4 separate regions of the Homo sapiens genome follow, and regions 2, 3 and 4 are each linked to region 1. Evidence: chromatin contacts called from ENCODE Hi-C data. All regions are on one chromosome and are shown on one strand. Each heading gives the region's core, a stretch centred on a gene start or an enhancer-like site at or near the end of the contact. The rest is flanking DNA. Distances are from core to core; before and after follow the strand shown. Region 1 overlaps ABCA6 (ATP binding cassette subfamily A member 6). Region 2 holds the start of ARSG (arylsulfatase G). Region 3 holds the start of AMZ2 (archaelysin family metallopeptidase 2). Region 4 holds the start of WIPI1 (WD repeat domain, phosphoinositide interacting 1).

Region 1 (5,184 bases), core at 1,072-3,571:
TAAATGTTTAGCAAGGTTATCTTGAATGTTTTGCATGTCCAATTCCAATAATATTCGTTGTACCTATATGAGAAAATACGCAACTTTTAAAATCCAAAATGAAGAAGACATTTATGCAGCCAAAAGACACATGAAAAAATGCTCATCATCACTGGCCATCAGAGAAATGCAAATCAAAACCACAATGAGATATCACCTCACACCAGTTAGTATGGCGATCATTAAAAAGTCAGGAAACAACAGGTGCTGGAGAGGATGTGGAGAAATAGGAACATTTTTACACTGTTGGTGGGACTGTAAACTAGTTCAACCATTGTGCAAGTCAGTGTGGCAACTCCTCAGGGATCTAGAACTAGAAATACCATTTGACCCAGCCATCCCATTACTGGGTATATACCCAAAGGATTATAAATCATGCTGCTATAAAGACACATGCACACGTATGTTTATTGTGGCACTATTCACAATAGCAACACTTGAAAACAACCCAAATGTCCAACAATGATAGACTGGATTAAGAAAATGTGGCACATATATACCATGGAATACTATGCAGCCCATAAAAAATGATGAGTTCATGTCCTTTGTAGGGACATGGATGAAGCTGGAAACCATCATTCTCAGCAAACTATCGCAAGGACAAAAAACCAAACACCGCATGTTCTCACTCATAGGTGGGAATTGAACAATGAGAACACATGGACACAGGAAGGGGAACATCACACATGGGGGCCTGTTGTGGGGTGGGGGGAGGGGAGAGGGATAGCATTAGGAGATATACCTAATGTTAAATGACGAGTTACTGGGTGCAGCACACCAACATGGCACATGTATACATATGTAACTAACCTGCACGTTGTGCACATGTACCCTAACTTAAAGTATAATAAAAAATAAAAATAAAATCCAAAATGATTCATATTATGCAATTTTAACCACTCATTAAAGCAGTCGATATTTGTTATGGGACCTCTTTGCCTAAATTTTATTCATAACAGGGCAAATAAATCATTGAAGAGAATTCTGTGGTCATGATTTAATTTGGTAAGTGGTTGGCAGGTCAGTTAATCCAAGCATGCCCTCCTACCTCTTGTTCCACTTCCTTTAGATGAATCCCTTTTATTTTAGCAAACAGGCTGAGGTTTTCCTTCACGGTGAGTATGTCAAATTGAACATTGAATTGAGGACAGACGCCAGTTATCTTTCTGATTTCCTCCAAGTCTTGCATTTCAGAGAGATTTTTATTATAGATGGTAACTGATCCTAAGAATAGAAGTTAAAAATAAAATTGGCAAGATAATACATTCTATTAATATTCATAGATCTCATTTAAGAAAATATTGGCATATGTTCACAAATGTCTAAAATGATTTGTGAACTACTATTCTTGACATAAATATATGCTTATAGAACTGCATATATGTGAACACAATTTGTGAACTACTAATTATTCTTGTTACAAACATATGCTTATAGAACTGCACATCTACCCTGAAATATCACACAATGGAATAAAGATAATAATTTTTATAAAATTGCAGAAATATGAAGTATATTCAAAATTATGTAGCTCTTGGAAACAACTTTAGATAAACATTATTTCTCTTAAGCCATCAAATTTAAAATTTAAAATGAGAGGCATATGCTTGACCTCATTCTATTATAAGACATCTTGCCTTTGAGAAATTTCTTTTTACTCACCTTCTGTTGGAACAGACAATCCATTAAGAATATTTAGCAGTGAAGATTTGCCAGCTCCACTGTGACCCAGGATTGCCGTGATTTGACCTTCATATATGTCAAAGAGCAAGCCTATTTTTAGAACAAATTGTTAACAAATTATTAACAGTATAAACAGAAAGGCATTAGACAGGCCTGGTCCCAACATAGAACAAGGCTATTTAGTTTAGTGGCATATTTCTCAGCATTTCAATACTTTAAAATACACAATGATCAATATTTTCCTAATTGCCAAAATAATATGTGACAGAACTATAATAATTAAAATAATATGTTACTGGTGCAGGATATAGTGACCAATGGAACAGAACAGAAGTCTAATATGGACCAAAGAAAATATAAAAATAAAGATTAATAAAATGACCTTTCAAATGTATTAGAAAGATGGTTTATTTAATAAATAATATTGGGACAACTAAACAAATACATTAACAAATTTTATGTTTGTAATTTTTTTTTTTTGTTACAGGATCTCATTCTGCCACCTAGACTGGAGTGCAGTGGAGCAATCACAGCTCACTGCAGCCTCAATCTCCCACGCTTAAGCAATTCTCCCACGTCAGCTCCCTGTAGCTGAGACTATTGGCCCACGCCACCACACTTGGCTAATTTTTGTATTTTTAGTAGAGACAGGGTTTTGCCATGTTGCCCAGGCTGGTTTCAAACTCCTGAGTTTAAGCAATACACCCACTTCGGGATTTACAGATGTGAGCCACCATGCCTGGCCTGTAATTTTTAAATGCAAAGTATACGGTGTTTTCCAGGGTAAGAGGGAAGTGATACTGGCTGTTGGGACTGACCCACAGTAACTGGAAAAATTAAATAGAAGCCTCAGTTTCGTCATCTGCAAAGTGAGAGATATATTAACATGTCTTTCACAGGCCTAAATGTAAAATGGTACATGTAAATCACTTAGCATAGTTTCCCGCACACACCAAATCCTCAATGAAATCTAAGTGTTTATTGCTATTGTTGTCGTTGTCATTATTATTCATTATGTATTGCTTGTGGGAGTATGACTTTTTATGATTTTAGAGGGAAATAATTTGAAATATGAATCAAGAATCTTGAAAGTATGCTTCCTTTGAATAATTCTGCTTCTAGAAATTTATATTCAAGAAACAATTTATGACATTTACAAAGATTGAACAAGGCTGTTCATTCTAGTATTTTTTATTACACTAAAAATTGGAAACAAATTGAATCTCATACATTGGTGTGTTAATAAGTTAGTCGTGGTATCCATATAATGGAATGGTACTTAGCTTCTGAAAAGTAGGCCATAGATAAAAGATTTCAAAAGTGTGTCCCAAAGGTGTTGCAGATGTGCTCCAGAAACTAACTCCATGAGGAAGGAAGAGGAGGCTAAGGGATTGCAACTTCTTCCCTGATTTCCCAAAGAGCAGCTATACTTGGTTTGAATTCATAATCATATTTTTAATGTGTTGATGTCCAATGCTTTTAATTTTTTAAGGTGCTGCTATTTTTAAAATGAACAAAATTCTTAAAGAAGTTTTTTGTTTAGACAAAAAGAAGTTCATGACTTGATGAGTACAAAGGTAGTTCAAAATGTGCTCCAAAACTTTAAGTAATCAATTTAAAATTATTTCAGTATCTCCTGAGCTAACATTAAAGAAAGAAATCACAGCTCTAGATGGTATTTGATGAGAGAAACCTAGAGAGAGAATAAAATTGCTCATACAAATACATTAAATTCTCAAAGACCTAATCTAAAAGCAATGAATAAGACTGAATTAGAGGATGCTGTATTTATTAGAAAATACACGCAATATAAACACAATGGTCGGAGAACTCTACACTTCTGGAAGGTTCATGGCTCTTCTTTTTCAGCTTTTAAGGCTTCTGTCTTTTATAAAAATCATTTTTATCCCTCCTAAAAATTATTTTTAATAAAAGTAAATAGTCCTCCATGAAATCTAGCTACTCACTTTGATGTTTGCTTAAATGTCTGTTATAGAAAACTGTATGTTAGAATATTTTGTATCAAAATGTGTTTTTTCATTTCAAATTATAACTTAGGTTTGTTATAGGATATTGACTTGTGAAATTTAATTCATAGTCAATGGTTTTACTCATCTTGCTTTAGTTAACCTCACCAGTACATATAAACTATGTAAATTCACCGGCTAGTATAAAACCTTTATCAGATTTCAGTCTAGATGTTCTTTCCTCACAGTGACAATATATAAAATATTGTTCATAGCAGATTAATCTTTAAAAACAAAGAGAAATTACATCTTTCATTGTATGATACCACTGTTATAAATTAATAGATTCATGAAATATCTGGAAGAATTTTACAGCATATTCTTAATCATGATTAATGTCCAAGTGATAGCGTTATTTATATTCTTTTTTCTTTTGCTTATCTACATATTTCAAATTTTTTCACATTGAATGTTTCCCTTTTTTATAATAAAGAAAGAAGTGAAAGAATGAAATTTTTCAATGTTTTTCTTTACCTTTCAATGCTTCCACTTTTCCAGATTTTCCTTTATATTCCTTCTTAACATTTCTGATTCTGAAATAACAAAAAGGGTGCTTACTTAGCCAACACAGAAGTGAAAATAGCACGGGCCATTTATAGCCCTAGTCATAGTGATAACTGCAGCCAACCACTTTATGTGAAATAAGGGATGGCATAAACAGTCTATTCAGAAAGAAAAAACCCTATTTTTGATTACTTATTTCCCCTGAGGTAGAAAATAGAGGAGTCTCTCTCAAGTTACAATTAAACTACTAGTATTTTGCCTAGAAAAGTAGAATGCTGTGTAATTATCCTCACTTTCTTCCTCTAGCTTTAGAACAGTTGGTTCTTCCCCCTGTTCAAGATCAGCTCATTTACCTAGGGTCTTGAACTGGCATCCTGCATCGTCTCCAAGTCTTGCTTATTAGTTTATGAGTCAGACACTCTGTCACCTGCATCTTTTATAGTGTTCTCTCTAATAGTTCCTCTTTGAACTCACCTCTACTTTGGACACAATTTAATTTCTCTCCTCCCTGTATTGTACAAAATTCTCAAAATAAACTTGCCATTGTAAACTTGCCATTTTCACTTCCTGACCTTTAATTCCTCTTCAATTGCACTCTGATTTCTGAACTCACCACTCCAGTGAACCACTTCATAATGAAATCATTAGTGACCTCCTAATTATAAAATACAACAAATACTTTTCCATTCTTACAGTGGATTATGAGTCACTGTTGATGACTTTCTCTTTGTTAATGGTGACTTAATTGCTTTGCTTCTTATTTTTCTAAATGTTCCTTCTCTGTTTCCTAATAAAGTCCTCTTCCTTCATCAGACACATCAGCTTGATATTCCACAGGGTTCTCCATGTATATGATGGATCTTCTCATTTGAGACTCTCTCCAGAAGTTTTCTCGTTGGATTTTTTGTTTTAGCATCAACCTAATGCTGAC
Region 2 (5,082 bases), core at 175-2,674, 820 kb before region 1:
TCTTACCATGATTTGCAAAAACAATCAGATCACTGAGAAATCTCATTCCCGGGGTAGAAACCATCTCCTGCGAGAAGGAGCTGGCACGGAGTGTCTAACCGTGCAAACAAAACCGGCTTCCAGGTTGACAAGTTGTAATTGCTCTTCCCCAGTTGGCTCCGGGGAGCTTTTTCTAAGACTGACGCCCCCCATGTTTGGTGACATTTTATATACGCCACCTAACAAACTTCTATGACCTGTCTTGCTAGGGTGGGGGGAATAAAAAGAAAAGACGACAACAACCTAGAAGGAAATAACCCATTTCCTCTGCAAAACCATCTTCCCTTGCTACGGAACTGCTTGGCGACACCAGCGCTTTCCTGCGGTTGGCAGCCCGGGAACCTTGAAGTTGCGCGGGACCGGCCGTCAGCCGCTGACAGTTCTGACAGTCCAGGTGGAGGACCCGCGCTCTGCCGGGAAATCCCCGGCTTCCCGCTGGGGACAAACGGTGGCCGCCGCAGGGAGTGCTGTGTTTGGGGGTCGGGGGAGGCAGGGAGCCCCACTTTCCCTCGCGCTGCCTCAGTGCCCGGCCTGCGTGCGCGCGCCAGCCTGGGGTAGGAAGGTACCTCTGACATTTCGCTCCTGCGACGCGCAGGCAACTTCATGCGGAAAATCCGCGGAGGGGCTGAGCCTGGAGCCCCCGACTCTTCCGACGTCCCGGAGCCCCCAACCCGGGGCAGGGGGCACTCAAAGGCCAGGCGTGCCTTTAGGTATCTTCCGGGACCCAACTGTACCAGGGTCACGGACATTCAACTCTCAGCTACCCACACCGGCGCGAGCGCGTCATCCCGGTGGCCCTGGGCATTCCTAACTGTCAGAGCGAATATTTTTGGGAATAACCTCTCCAAAATGTGAAGATGTTCAGTGGTCTCCTCCGCCTCCCATCACAAAAAAAGGCCCCAACACATATTTTTTAAAAAACAACCCACATCCCACAATCAAACTTTTAAACATGTAAAATAATAAACCAACTCACCAAGTTAGAAGGGAAGAGAATAAACCCCCAAAGGCTCCCAATAAGGCGGAGGCTTGGCCTCCCCCTCCTTATAAGCCGCTCGGTAACATGAGAAAAGGATTAACCCCTTAGGGGGCGGGCCCGACTCTAGCGCAAGTTGGCTCGGGCTGGTGAGGCCCGAGCGCCCGGGCCCTCCACCCACTCCCGCGACTCGGGCACCCGAGCCACACCCTCCCCCCGCCCCCCACCCCGGCCGCCTGCGACCCGGGCCGTGCGTGCTGCCGCCCGCGCCCCGGCCCCGCGTCGCTGCCTAGCTCTTATCCTATACCGGCTGCAGCCGGTCTCCGCCGGCCTCGGGGGCGCGCCGCCGCCGACCATGTGCTGCGAGCGCTGAGCGCAGCCAAGGAGGGGGCCTGCCTGGCGCGCGCGCGCCGTCCCACGTGGACCTGAGCCGCGCCGGTCGCGCGCCCGCCAGCCTGCCGCCTGGGCTGGGGGTCACGAAAGGTAACCGCGTCGCGGTCCGGGGCCGGGCCGCCCCCGCCAGCGCCGCCGGGGTCCTTGGCACAACGCCCCGATCTCCCAACCCGGGTGCGCCTCTGCGCGCGTGACCCGCCCAGACCCCGGAGCTTTGCTGCAACGCTAGTAGGAGCGCGAGCGTGCAGGGTGTTGGGGGTGCCTGCATCCTGTCTCGGAGCACCTCGGCCAGGCGCGAGCGCGCGGGTCCCCGTCCCCACCCCCGGGCGCCTTCCCGGCGCGCCCACCGCCCAGTCCCGCCCGCGCCCTGAGGATTTAGGGATTTAGCGGCGAGGGGGAACACGCGCGCGCCGGGGCTGATCCCGCGCGGCGCTCGCGGCTGCGGCGGCTTCGCGCCCGCCCCGGGCAGAACAGGTTCCTTCCAGTTTGGGTGTGAGCTGCGCGCGCGGCGCCTGAGTTCCTCCTGCAGCGCCCACTTCCCCCAGTTTCGTCAACTCGCGCACCCCCACAGTTCCCCTTCCGGCAGTGGGGAGGGAGTGTCGCAGTGGGCCCCAGGGAGCGAGCGGCCGGGCCGCTGCGGGTGCCTTGCTTCCCCCACTTTGCTGCACCGGCAGCAGCGGCAGCAACAGCATCCGCGTTGCGCGAAAGGAATGTGAGCAGCCGGGCTGAGTCAGCATCCCCGGCCCGGGGCGCGCGCGCACCCTCCAGGCAGTGGCGGCGTCGGCACAGGTGCATGGCTCCCATACCCGCGGGGAGCCCTCTGTAAGGGACCTGGAGGTTTAGACAGTCCGTGCCCCTCATCCCGTAGTCCCCGACCCCAAGGTCACCGTGAACTAAGCGGATGATGCACGCGAAATCTCAGGAGCTCCTCATGGGGACAAAGCATGTGTCAGATCCTAGACATTTCAGAGCCTGCGGGGGCGCAAACTTAGCTTCTTGGTCTCTACCTCACATCCCGAGGGCAAATTTGGAAACTGCTCGGAAGCAAAGGCCATGTTATTTGCATTCGTATGCAGACTTTGGCGCCGGCTGCTGCCTTCATTGGGGTTCGGAGAATGTGGTTCTGATGTCAGAAACTCAAGAGAGCCTAGTTTGGGAGTGCATGCACGGAGGGTCGCCACCGGGAGGAGTCGGCGATCTGAATTTTAATAAAAATCCTTCCTTGCTCGCTGAGTTCTCTCACCATTTTGGGATAGGCTCTCCTGAGTTAAATGCCATCCTTTGCCGTTGACAAGTTCTGGTTGTGTAAGTGGGGAGAAGATTCGTTGGTACAGGGTGCCTTGTATGGCCAGTAGTGTACAGCCAAGGGGCCGCTGAGCAGCTTTGCAACCTTGTAGGCGTAATTTAACCTCGTAGAGCGTTAATTTCTCCAGATCTGTAAAATGGGGATGGAGGTGGTATTCCCAGAATTGGAGGGTTTAATTTATGGTACTTGTAAAGTGCGGATCGCAGTGACTGGCATTTGGTAAGGCCTCAGTACCCATTAGCTCTTGCTGCTGTTACGATTTATGCTTTACCAAGGCCAATTAATTGCTGACTCCAACACACTCCCTGTGAGAGAGAGCCCTTTTTTGAGTTGTTCTTCAAAGGATCCATATATAATGATATTTAGAAACTGATTTGAACACTTCATGCTAATGCAGGGCTGCCTGTAAGATAATCTTTGATATTTAGGATCTTACACTTTAATACTTAGGACCTGTTACTGTACTCTATATGGAAATATCATGTGCAATATGACAGCATATTCTGTATGTCTTAGGAACCTAAAGGTGCAGCCAGCCATTTATACCTGAGTGACTCGAAGCAAGTCACATAAAATCTCTGTACTTCAGTCTCTTGATTTAAAAAATGACTCAAATTATACCTAAATCCTCAGGAGTGAATGAATGATTGGAAAAATCACATCTGAATGTTTGAGCAAGTGAAACCTGGCTTTTGGGGAGCATGATTCTAATAATAATAATAATAATAATAATAGATTTTTGTTACTAATGTGTTACTATTCTTATATTTTATTAATATTAATCTTTTTTAAATGTTTGCTTTGTCCTCAACACTGCATTAAGTGCCATACATGTAATGCAATGTTAACCGCATCAGTAACCTTCTGTAGTTGACACTCATTATTCCCATTTTACAGATGAGGAAAGTGGAGGCACTGAGCACTGGAGGGATTGACCTAAGGTTACACCATGTTTATAGATACACACTAGCACTTTTTACCACTAGAGCTCATCCAAAGATGACATTTGCCATCTGTGTTTGAATAATGGAGAGGTAGCTGGAAACCCAACCTACGCACAGCCTTGCTAGTCACAAAAAAGTCACGCAACATGACTTTTGCCCACCCTAGTTAGAGGCTGGCTTCACCTTGTTCCCTCAATCCTAGTGAGACCAAGCGTGAAAACCCCTGCTTTTTTAACTTCTCCAGAGAAAGCACTGCATTGCCATGCTAATCAACGCCCCCTTGCCCCCAAACAAAACTAACTCTGTTTAGTTCTAAATAAGAACAAAAGAACCTTTGGAGTCTGGAGTACAGGACCAGAAAAATCAGGAAATCAAGTGAAGGGCTCAGCTCCCCTCTTAGCCTCTCCTGTTGTGTCTGCCTGATCCCAAGTGGCAGGCAGAGCCCCCTCTCGGCTTTCCTTTACAGTGGGCAAGACCATCATGATGCCCTTAAGAAGACCCCCAACATCTTCTTGGGGAAAAAGTTGGCTCTTCAGAGCTGTCCCCAAGGCTCCCTCTTTTAGCCCTCTTGCATAGGGTCATTTGCATGAGAACAGATTCCTTTGTGTAAAGTTGGCCTGCCTGTTCTCTGTCCACGTTTATAGTCCTTCAAGTCTTCGTGTTGGGTTGCTAGGCAGATATGACCCTGGCTTGCAAATAAGCTCACTGCATTTACCAGCCTGTGAGAACTTCAACTTGGGTAAGTAGACTGAAAGGAATCTGGTCTGGACCTCTGGGAAGAGGGTCCCGCAAGCCTGCTTTTGGGGGCTGACTCTTCAGGGCAGCCATCAAAGGGGGAGAATATGTGAAGGGGGCTTCCATGGGAGGCTTCGATGGCCCACCCACCCTTCCATTCTTCCTCTTCCAGTCTCTGTTCCACCCACCATGCTCCCACCCAGGGGCTTGTGTTCTGGGCAAGTGACTTGTATGCCACTGAAGCAATTTCTTGCTTTAAAACTTTAATATCTGCTTCTCCAATTGGCCAGGAACTTCACACACTCTGCCATCTAGCAACAGTGAACCGATGGTACAGGTAGTTCTGCTAGGTTTATTTTGTGATTTGGGTTCCTCCCCCGCAGCACCCCGCCAAATTTCACAGTTTGTAGGAAGGCAGGGCCCTTCAAACTGGGAAACACACACTTCTGGGAGAATTTAAAGATTTGCCAAGGGGTTCTGAGGCACAGATAGTGATGACGATGATAATAATAATACTACAGAGTTGTGTGCATGGCTTAGTACAGTTGCTAAGTTAACTGAATTAACACGTGCAAGGGGCTTAGCACTGGGATTGGCTCATGGTCAGGTTCCCTAACTCTTGGCTGCGACTCTTTCAACCTGTGAGTCCTGGGGGATTGAGGAGGATGGCGATCAGGGAAGCCTTCAAC
Region 3 (5,427 bases), core at 861-3,360, 870 kb before region 1:
AGGATGTCAGAAGACAGCTGTTCAGTCAAAAACAGGCACAGTATCCAAAGGAACTCATTTGATCCCTAAAATTCTGTTAAGATGTGCTGTAGGTGGGGCGCGGTGGCTCACGCCTGTAATCCCTGCACTTTGGGAGGCCGAAGTAGGTGGATCACCTGAGGTCAGGAGTTCAAGACCAGCCTGGCCAACATGGTGAAACCCCGTCTCTACTAAAAATACAAAAATTGGCTAACATGACGAAACCCTGTCTCTACTAAAAATACAAAAAAAAAAAAAAAAAAAAAAATTAGCCGGGCGTGGTGGTGTGTGCCTGTAGTCCCAGCTACTCTGTAGACTGAGGCACGAGAATCGCTTGAACCCAGGAAGCATAAGTTGCAGTGAGCCGAGATCGCACCACTGCACTCCAGTCTGGATGACAGAGCGAGACTTCGTGTCAAGTAATAATAATAAAAAAAGATGTGCTGTAATTGTCTCCGTTTTACAAAAGAGGTCAAGTAGTTGACACAGGTCCCACGCTAGTGAGGGTTTTGGGATTCAAGCACAGACCACCTTCGCCCCTATGCTACACCACCTCAGGCTGTCGGGAGATAGGCGCCCAGTCAAAAGGCACATGGAAGAAAGCCCACGACTTCTCAAGCATTGAAGCAGGAGTGGCGCATCGGTATTCTCAACTTCAAACTTTGAGAACAGTCATGGTAGGAATGCATTTTATTCAAGAATGGGTTCAGGTGAGGGTGGATATGGGCACTGGGTTCAAAGGACAAATTTGGAGAATTCATGATCCAGGAGAGTGAACAAATAAGGAAGGGCTAAAGAGATCCTCGAAGTTGAAAGGTTCAGAGTTAATGTCCTCTAAGGAGAGCCAACAAGGGGTTACAAATGCTGAAGTCATCAAGAAAATGTGCCTGTCTTTCCTTGAGACTGGGAAGGAGAATTAGGATGACGAAAATCCAGAGGATGGTAAAATAGCTTGACTTCAAAATAACAGGCCGGGCGCCGTGGCTCACGCCTGTAATTCCAGCACTGTGGGAGACCGGGGTGCGGGGGGGTGGATCACCTGAGCGCAGGAGTTCGAGACCAGCCTGGGTAACAGGGTGAAAACCCGTATTAAAAAAAAAAAAGCCGGGCGCGGTGGCCCACGCCTGTAATCCCAGCACTTTGGGAGGCCAAGGCGGGCGGATCACTTGAGGTCAGGAGTTCGAGACCAGCCTGGCCAACATGGTGAAACCCCATCTCTACTAAAAATAACAAAAATTAGCCGGACGTGATAGCGGGCACCTGTAGTTCCAGCTACTGGGGAGGCTGAGGCGGGAAAATCGCTTGAACCCAGGAGGCAAAGGTTGCACTGAGCCCAGACTGTCCCACTGCACTCCAGCCTGGGCAACAGAGCAAGACTCCGTCTCCAAAAAAAAAAAAAAAAAAAAAAAAGCAAGAAAAAGAAAGAGAATGGCGAGGCCCAGAGAGACCGAAAGTCCCACCAGAGGGTACAGAGCTAGCTCAGCCCTAATGCCGGCCCCGCGGTGCCTTTCCGAGCTCACGGCCTCCCCTCAGCATCCGGGTTTCGGCCTCGGAGCGCCAGGGACGCCACGAGGACGCGCCCCACACTTGCGCTTCTGGGTTCCAGCCCCCGCGGCCCCCAACAAATAAAGAAGGGAAAGTGCTGAGGGTGACGGCCCCGGGGAGCGCTGCGGCTCTACGTCAACCTGCGGCGGCCGCCGACTCATTTGGGGCCACGCTGGTTGCATTCGTCACGCCGGCGATGCCTCTCAAACCCGCGGCCTGCCGAGGACGTTCCCACACGGGAGACCCCAGCGACGCGGGCGCATCTGTGGCTCTCGAGAACCGGGCCGCGGAGCCGCCGCGAGCGCAAGCGAGGAATCGGCGACTGCGGGGGTGGACAGCTGGGGCTTGTAGTCCCCTCGCTACCCTCTATTCTGGAAGAGGCGGGTCGCGGCCGCTGAACTCCAGCTCTGCGCCTGCCCAGGCGGCCGCACGCTCAGGGGCGTGGCATGGGTGGGTCGTGAGTTGGGCGGGGCCCACAGGGCGTGCGCGACGCAGCGGCGCGGCGCGTGGCGTAAGGGGCGTGGCGCCAGTGGGCGTGGCGTGGCGCAGTGCGAAGGGACGCGGTGCGCATGCGCGTGAGGGCTGCCGCGGGTGGGTGGTATCGAGGCCTGTCGGGTCAGGGCGGTTCGCGGGTGCTGTCAGAGCTGGGCCGGGGCCCCTAGGCAGGGTAGCCGGGTCGTAGAGGCGGGGGCCGGTCGCGGTCGGTGGAGCGGGATGAGGATGTAGGAGGGGCGGACGTGGCGGAAGCCGCGGGGTCCGCGGGGTCGGTGCCTCTAGGGAGCCAGGGAGGCCTTTCCCGAGGCTCCTGGGGAAGAAGAGGCGAAGCGAGAGTCCCTGGGGAACCCCCACTCCACTCCCAGCTGGAGACTGGGTTGTGTCTGCATGGACCAGAGCCCACAGTGCGAGTTGCTATAGGCAACCAGCCAGGGTGGCCAGCTCCTTCCCGTTTGCCCGTGATGTTCTGGTTTTGGGACCAAAGCATCCTAGGCCTCCAGCCCACTGCAGTGACCGAATTCTGCGCCCCCTGCCCATCTTCTCCCGCAGCTTCCCTAGATTAGGCTTGGGAGGCAAGAGGAGGCCTCCTGACCTTTCACACTGCCTTTTTAATATTAAGATGAAGTCACACTCCACAACTTTCTTCCAGCCAGGCCCAGACATGTCCGTCCTTGTAAGTTAAAAGCTTCCATGGGAGCCTTCCTTCCTAATCAAGGTAGGTAGACTACAGGAAGGTACATCTTGTTTTATATTTTGTCCTGTAGAAGTCAGATTTCAGCCCAGTTGTGTAGGAGTGAGGATGAGCCTATGCTTATATCAGAGCTTTGAGTACAGAGACATTTGGTCTGGAATTTTAGTCAGCCTCTTCAACCCCAGAATTTATAGGTTCAATCAGAACAGACATTAGCTTAAGTTTTCCCATCAATCGTCTATCATTAAACTGGCAAAATCTAAATAATTAGAAAATATGACAAAGATGATCCAGACAGAGATGTTCAACTTTTTCCTTAATTCAAAAAGCCTCGTGGTGGAACATCGGACCCATTCAAGAGGAAGGATGAAAGCTCTATATAGGAACACGATGTGAATGGAAGAAACCTGTCATTGTGAGGCTGGCTTTTGATTAGTCATCTGATGTCTTCCCTAATGTGACATGACTTTGAGGCCATAAACTTCAGTGGCTAAGCTGTAGTTTCTCAGCCTGCAGTTAAATTGCAGAAATGATAGGGCTTACATTAGTTTTGTTTTTATTTGATGTTGAAGATCTTTGAGTCACATTAGAAACGATGAGTATTTTTCATGTGGCACTGATGAGTTAATTCATATTATTATTTTTTGAGACAGAGTCTCTATTGCCCAGGCTGGACTGCAGTGGCACGATCACGGCCCACTGCAGCCTCGACCTCCTGGGCTCAGATGATCCTCCCATCTTAGCCTGCCAAGTAGCTGGGACTACAAGTGCACATCACCACATCCGGCTAATTTTTTTGTAGATATGGGGTTTTGCCATGATGTCGAAGCTGATTTCAGACTCCTAGGCTCAAGTAATCCTTCTGCCTTGGCCTCCCAAAGTGCTGGGATTATAAGCGTGAGCCACTGTGCCAGGCCAATATTATTCCCCAAAAGAAGGAAGTTGGGTGTGAGGTCCTGCTCCTGTGGTCACCGTGAGGTTTTTTTTTTTTGTTTTGGACTCTTGCCCAGGCTGGAGTGCAGTGGCACAGTCATGGCTCACTGCAGCCTCAAGCTCCTGGGCTCAAGTGATTCTCCTGTCTCAGCCTCCCTGGTAGCTAGGACCACAGATGTGCACAACTATGCCCAGGGAATTTTTAAATTTTTTGTAGAGACAGGGTCTCACCATGTTGCCTGAGCTGTTCTCAAACTCCTGGCCTCAAGCAATCCTCCTATCCCAAAGTGCTGAAATTACAGGCATGAGCCACCACACCTGGCCACCACTAGTTTTTGTAATGGGAGCAGGTTCCATATGAGATGGAGGAATGGATTTCATGATTGTCTTTTTAATTTCTTAGATCTCCAAGAAATTGGACATGAGGAAACCACTCTAAGTGTGACCACTCTAAAGCATTAGCAATCAGTCATTTCACTCTAGGGAGAAATCAGAGCTGAAATATAGAGGATAGGTAAAGTCCCCAATGTAGATATGTATTTTTATATTTGATTACTTGCTTTTTTTTGTTAGATGCAAATAATACGGCACTCCGAACAGACACTAAAAACAGCTCTCATCTCAAAGAACCCAGTGCTTGTATCACAGTATGAGAAATTAAATGCTGGGGAACAACGTTTAATGAATGAAGCCTTCCAGCCAGCCAGTGATCTCTTTGGACCCATTACCTTGCATTCTCCATCAGATTGGATCACCTCCCACCCTGAGGCTCCCCAAGACTTTGAACAGTTCTTCAGTGATCCTTACAGAAAGACACCCTCTCCAAACAAACGCAGCATTTATATACAGTCCATTGGTAAATACTGGTAATGTGCTGGTTTTGGTTCAGTTTTGCAGTGGCGCTCTTGTCAGGAATAGTCCAGGCTATGGGTCTGATTCAGATGGGCCGTTTTAGGATCGTTTTTGATATTCATTGCGGCGGTACAAGTTTTGTAGCCAAACTGACTTAAAAGATAACATTTTGTTTCTTTTTGTTTCATAGCAACACCAATGAATGATAAAGGTTATTGAAAATTTAGAGTTGGTTTTGTTTCTAATTTGAATCTTCTTACTCATAGACTGGGTAAACACTGAATAATCATCTTAAAGTCTGTTTTTAAATGTTCTTCCATATTGTAGGCTCTCTAGGAAACACCAGAATTATCAGTGAAGAATATATTAAATGGCTCACGGGCTACTGTAAAGCATATTTCTATGGCTTGAGAGTAAAACTCCTAGAACCAGTTCCTGTTTCTGTAACAAGATGTTCCTTTAGAGTCAATGAGAACACACACAACCTACAAATTCATGCAGGTGAATTACACGACTTTGCAATTCGAACTGAGTATATGTATATAATATACACTCATACATTTATGTATTTCTTTTTAAATAGGGGACATCCTGAAGTTCTTGAAAAAGAAGAAACCTGAAGATGCCTTCTGTGTTGTGGGAATAACAATGATTGATCTTTACCCAAGAGACTCGTGGAATTTTGTCTTTGGACAGGCCTCTTTGACAGATGGTATTCCGTTTTTGGCATTGTTGTTAGAAGCTTCTTCAGCTTGAGAATATTTGAAGATGTTAGAAGAGGGAAAAAATTCCAACCAAGAATCATATTGATATTTAAAATATTTTCAGTTGAGACATTATGCCATAATGGGAAGTGTGCTGTTGGTAGATTGTGATAATCTAGGTTCTGGTTG
Region 4 (5,211 bases), core at 1,295-3,794, 660 kb before region 1:
AATTTAGACTTAGACCTTATTTCATCCATAAAGTCTTTCTGTAGAAACAAAATTCTAATCACCACTCATGGAAACAGAGCTTGGGACAAATATTTATCATTAATCAAATTTAAAATGTACCCAAAGTAGGCTGGGCATAGTGTGTCACATCTGTAATCCCAGCATTTTGGGAGGCTGAGGTGGGTGGATCACTTGAGGTCAGGAGTTCAAGACCAAGCTGGGCAATGTGGCAAAACCCCGTCTCTACTAAAAATACAAAAAATTAGCTGAGTGTGGTGGTACACGTTTGTAATCCTAGCTACTTGAGAGGCTGAGACAGGAGAATCGCTTGAACCCTGGGAGGCAGAGGCTGCACTGAGCCAAGACCACACCACTGCACTCCAGCCTGGGTGACAGAGCAAGACTGTCTCAAAAAAAAAAAAAAAAAAAGTACCCAAAGTGTATAGCACAAGTACCAATCACGAAGTATGAGCGTAGGGGACTGGTAAGGGTTTGCTGTTTTCACCTACCTTCTTTGGAAATACTGGATCCCAAATTCAGCCTACATTTATAGAAAAAGACATGGCAATACACCTAAATGTATTCAGTAAGGGGCTTGACTTATTTTAAAATCCAATGTCATACCCTCTGTGGCTCAAAGCAACTGACTGTGACAAGAACTTTTATTTATAGGCAAGGCAAAGCTGCCCAGCAGAGCTTCCATCCAAGAAAATAAAACTAACAGTAGGGAGTAAGGAAATTAACTTTCAAAGCACCCTACCGTTTTGAAAATAACATTCTTATTCAATTTCTGTAGAAAGCTGGGACTTTGCGTTATTTAATGGCTAGAGTATAAATTAACACCCTTTTTTGTCAAATCTAATGATGTTACAAAGCAGAATTTAGAACATTTACTACTTACAAGCAAACTAACCCCCTTTCTTAACTTGTGTTCAATTGGGAAGGAAAACATCACCCAGGCATTTCAACAGCCATGCCCTCTTGCAAAATGTTTCTTACAGAACATCAGGATTTTATCTATACCAGCATTTTTATAAACTGCAGGTCTCAACTCATGAGTGGATCCTAAAACGCAATTCAGTGAGTCACAAGCAGCTTAGAAAAAAAGGACACAGAAAATTGCACATGATATTTTGTGAATAGTGTATGTGTTATGGGTATTGGGTGATGTTGCAATACATATTTCGTATTGTGGATTGTGGTCAAGAAAAACTTGAAAGTCACTCAAATAACCAAGCTGTAGAGCTACTCGATTACATGATTACACATATGGGTTTTTCAAACAAAGGCATATTGTTCAGCACCGGGTGTTTTTAAACAGAAACATAAAGGGAATGGAAGCCAGGGTGGCTAATGGTACATAATGGCCTTAATTACACCACTGAAGGATCAATATTAGCGTAGCTCAGTCACCAGCAGCCAAGGCACAGAAACTGGTACAGCAGGAAGTGGGAAACTGGGAATCGGTCATCCCCGCCTGATGCTCAGGGTGCACATTCCAAAAAGATGATTCCATATGGTCCCCAGGGCTCGCTTCCATGAAAATAGGGAAAGAAACAGGCGTTTGCCTGTAAGTCACAGAATCCTGCAGATGCCTGAAACACACTTCAGCCCAGCTCCCTCTCAAAGCCCAAATGTGAACATCGAAGTAAAACATTAAAAATCCACTCAAAAACAACAGGGTGGAGCTCCTGTTTCCTGGAGAGAAAGCAGTCTGCGCCCGGGAAAAGAGTCTTGGACTCCGAGAAGGAGATCCTGCCTGGCTGGGTGGGCGATGTGAAAACAGCCAAAGAAATCCAAAGGTTTCTTCCATCCAGAGCGGGCAGGCACGATGCCCTGCGTCGGGGATGGGACAGGGGCTGGCCTGGCCGCAGGGATAGGCTGCCTCTTTGTCCGAGGCCCTGCCCAGATGCCACGTTGAGATGCTCAAGGACAAATGGGAAAGTTTTTCCTGTACTCTCATCTTCCTGGGCCCCAACTACAGAGTCCTGGGTCAACTTGCAACTTCCTCTCCTTTCTCATCTCTTTCTTTTGGCCACTGTCTCTCTTCCCCAGACACCCACTTTGGTCACTGGCTTTCCCACCGCCCTGCTCCCCCCATATTCCGTGGCCCCCGCAGCCCCACCACTCCCTTTGCGAACTCCCTGCTTTCACCCTTGGCCCAACCTTGTCGCTCTGGGAGGACACTGGGAGTGGGGTGGGGTGGGGGGTGCGGCAAACCCCACTGAAGGGGTACGGGGATAACAAGATCCCAATGCGTCCGAAGCAGACACCGGCCCTCCCGCCGAGGCCGCCTCGAGGCGGAAGCCACAAGCTGCTCTCAGGACGACACCCCTGGGTCCTGACACTCTGTCCCCCACCTCCCTGGCAGGGGCCGAGTCGCAGCTTACGTGCAGTCCTGGTTGAAAGAGAAGCAGCTGAGCGCCGACTCAACCCCGCCCGGGGGAGCGTCCGCGGCCTCGGCCTCCATCGGGGGCTCGGCCCGGGAAGCCGCAGCTCGGAGCCGGCGACAGCCACCTCAGCAGCCCGCCCGCGCCGGCTCCACGGGCCGGGTCGCCGGTCCTGCCCCGCCCCTACCCCGCCCCGTCCCCACCCCGCCCCTACCCCGCCCCGTCCCCACCCCGCCCCTACCCCGCCCCGTCCCCGCCGCGTCCCCGGCTTCGCCCCGCCCCTTCTCGCCCCTCCAGCTGGTCCCGAGGACCAGAGCACCTGATAGGGCGGGGCCCCTGCCTCCGGCCACCATTGGCCACGAGCCCAAGCCACGGCTGGCGGGCACCGCCCCCCTTGGCCAATCCGTGGCAGCTGTGGGCGGACCCGCCCGGCTGGCGACCCGCCCCTGGCTTCGTAACGCGGCTCTCCATTGGACAAAGGCGCGTGACGCAAAGGCAGCAGGCCCACGTGGCGGTGTTTTCATTGCCGGAGCCGCCCAGCTGGGAGGGAGAGGGAAGAAGGAATGCGGCTGGGGCCAGATCTGCTGGTTTCAGTCCGGCAACTGCGTCGGGGCCGCCGCAAGGGTGACAGGAGGACGCGCTAGTTCCCACCCCGCCCAGACCCCTTGCCATGTGTAACTCTGCCTATTAAACTTACAGAGTTTAGCAGAGAGCGTTAGACTCCAAAGCCCCACCCTTTTGTCGAGTCCTCAAGCCGCATTGAGAGAAGCTCCTGAAATGGGGCTGCCTCAGCCAGAGAGATAGCAAGTTATCTTATCCATTGCCGAGCGGTTGAGAACCCTCACTACTTGCCAAGCGCGCCGTACTATGTATGTCATCTTGAATTCTTATAAAACTTGTGTGGAAAATACGATTGTGCTCAATATACAGAAGAGGCAACTGAAGCTCCAAAGCTAAACAATTTGTCTAAAGTAACAGTAAATGGTAGAATGTCTGCATGTCTGCTTTCAAGACCTGTGCACTAAATAACTGCTAAACAGTAATTTGCAAAAACAACGTAGCACCTAGCATGCGAGATTCTAGGTTTTCTAACCAGGACAGAAATGACTGCAGCATTTGACGGAGCTGGAAGGTGGGGGGAAGCACCTTTGATCTGAAAAGTTACAAAAATGGCACAAAGTATCTAAACAAGACCTATCCGATCCGCAGCTGAAAAAAATGAAAGTGTGTGTAGGGCAGTGTAGTTTATGAAAGGGGTAACGTCTTGAAGATATAGCACAATTCAAAACTCACGTAATTCGAGATAAACCTTAACAAAGAATCTCTTTTTAAAAGCTGAGTACTGTACATGTTCCCATGCGGAATTACTGTCAATACGGTTTATGAAGCAGGAGCTCTGCCAGCTTTGGATTGTATAACTGCTGATGGATTTTTAATTCATTTTTTCAAATTTTGAGATGATATTTTAGTTATTGTTATATGACAGTCTCTCAAATCAGCATAATTCAAATTTATTAGGTTGGTGCAAAAGTAATTGCGGTTTTCCCCATTTCCCACTTTTAATACCCAGTTTATGACAAAGCTACTTTTATGTATGTGTATATATATATATATTTAACCTTGGACCTACAATAGATGAACAAAGGGCACTATTTCACCTAAACCTTTCTGGTTGGATTTCCGGTTTGTGTTTTCTGAGATGCAAATGTAACAGTTTCTTTTCTCAACTTTATTATTTTTTTCTCTCCACTGATGTAAAAAATAGTTCAGCTCATAGATTCACAGATGTTATTGCTCTTTGGCTGATTGTGAGGTGTTGTATAAACTATCAGAAGTGAATGGAACTGCTGTTTAGATACTTTGTGCCATTTTTGTAACCTTTCAGATCAAAGGTGCTTCCCCCCACCTTCCAGCTCTGTCAAATGCTGCAGTCATTTCTGTCCTGGTTAGAAAACCTAGAATCTGGCATGCTAGGTGCTACGTTGTTTGGAGAATTACATGAAGTGTACCATAAAGTTTTTAAAGTGTAAGCTGTTATTATCAGTTTGTTATTAAGAGTTTGGACTTTATGGGATAGACCTGGGAGCTGGTGTTAGTTTTTGAGCAGGAGTGTTTCATGATAAAAAAGCAGTGTCTTTGTCAGATAAACTTGGCCAGGGTGTGCAGAACAAATTAGAAGTGGGAAAAGATCTAGAAGTCTTTAGGGGACTAATGTGAAATTCTGGAAGTAAAGGGACAGGAGAGACTAGGCTAAAGTGATGAAAACAAGGCCAGAAAATTAGACCAAATCATAGAGTTGTTTTCAGGCATTGCTGTCCAGTAGATAAAATGAGCCCCAAATGTGAACTCCACATTGTAAATTTCAGTTTTCTAGAAGATACATTTAAAAAGGTAGAAATAGGCAAATTAATTGGAATAATATCATTTATTTAATCCAATGTGTCAAAAATATCATTTCAATATAAAGATAATCAATATAAAGTTACTAATCAGTTAATTCAGGTTTTAATTTTTTTTTTTTTTGAGACAGAGTCTTGCTCTGTCACCAGGCTCACTGCAACCTCTCCATCCCGGGTTCAAGCGATTCTCCTGCCTCAGCCTCCCAAGCAGCTGGGACTTCAGGCCCCCGCCACCATGCCCAGCTAATTTTTGTATTTTTAATACAGACGGGATTTCACCATGTTGGTCAGGCTGGTCTCACACTCCTGACCTCATGATCCACCTGCCTCAGCCTCCCAAAGTGCTGGGATTACAGGCGTGAGCCACCACGCCTGGCCTCAGATTTTAATTTTTTTTTAGAACTAAATATTGAATATCCGGT

The links. Hi-C counts contacts between places; a loop is a spot of excess contacts on that map. Pooled maps may share reads with other maps.
Region 2: a loop to region 1 is called in a map with no recorded cell type, with 7 times the contacts of the local background. The contact joins the promoter of ARSG here to the enhancer-like site in region 1. A Hi-C loop is called at or near these places in 5 of 37 single-sample maps with no recorded cell type and 3 of 50 pooled maps.
Region 3: a pooled map shows a loop between it and region 1 (5-fold over the local background). The contact joins the promoter of AMZ2 here to the enhancer-like site in region 1. A Hi-C loop is called at or near these places in 3 of 37 single-sample maps with no recorded cell type and 4 of 50 pooled maps.
Region 4: a loop to region 1 is called in a pooled map, with 7 times the contacts of the local background. The contact joins the promoter of WIPI1 here to the enhancer-like site in region 1. A Hi-C loop is called at or near these places in 3 of 37 single-sample maps with no recorded cell type and 4 of 50 pooled maps.

Annotation. Positions count from the first base shown.
Region 1 is chr17:69,113,675-69,118,858 of GRCh38, forward strand. ABCA6 (ATP binding cassette subfamily A member 6) reads right to left here. Exons shown (of 39, transcript NM_080284.3): 11 at 4,224-4,282; 12 at 1,702-1,812; 13 at 1,088-1,263; 14 at 1-63. Among named protein-coding and RNA genes, the nearest start is that of MIR4524A, 17 kb to the left of the region's middle. RefSeq lists an enhancer at 4,389-4,578. Within about 2 kb of position 2,322, at least 6 of the 41 ENCODE cell types and tissues checked have a DNase peak (open chromatin) inside an H3K27ac peak, as active enhancers do.
Region 2 is chr17:68,290,071-68,295,152 of GRCh38, forward strand. It overlaps ARSG (arylsulfatase G), which reads left to right and starts at 1,425. Exons shown (of 12, transcript NM_001267727.2): 1 at 1,425-1,498. It overlaps SLC16A6 (solute carrier family 16 member 6), which reads right to left and starts at 1,057. Exons shown (of 6, transcript NM_004694.5): 1 at 1,016-1,057. RefSeq lists silencers at 1,193-1,882, 1,249-1,423 and an enhancer at 2,283-2,512.
Region 3 is chr17:68,245,933-68,251,359 of GRCh38, forward strand. It overlaps AMZ2 (archaelysin family metallopeptidase 2), which reads left to right and starts at 2,111. Exons shown (of 7, transcript NM_016627.5): 1 at 2,111-2,773; 2 at 4,256-4,538; 3 at 4,862-5,035; 4 at 5,118-5,246. The coding sequence starts at 4,256. RefSeq lists enhancers at 631-1,177, 1,178-1,723 and silencers at 1,938-2,237, 3,547-3,596.
Region 4 is chr17:68,454,952-68,460,162 of GRCh38, forward strand. WIPI1 (WD repeat domain, phosphoinositide interacting 1) reads right to left here and starts at 2,545. Exons shown (of 13, transcript NM_017983.7): 1 at 2,391-2,545. The coding sequence starts at 2,470. It also overlaps a transcript of PRKAR1A not described here. RefSeq lists silencers at 2,285-2,964, 2,701-2,987.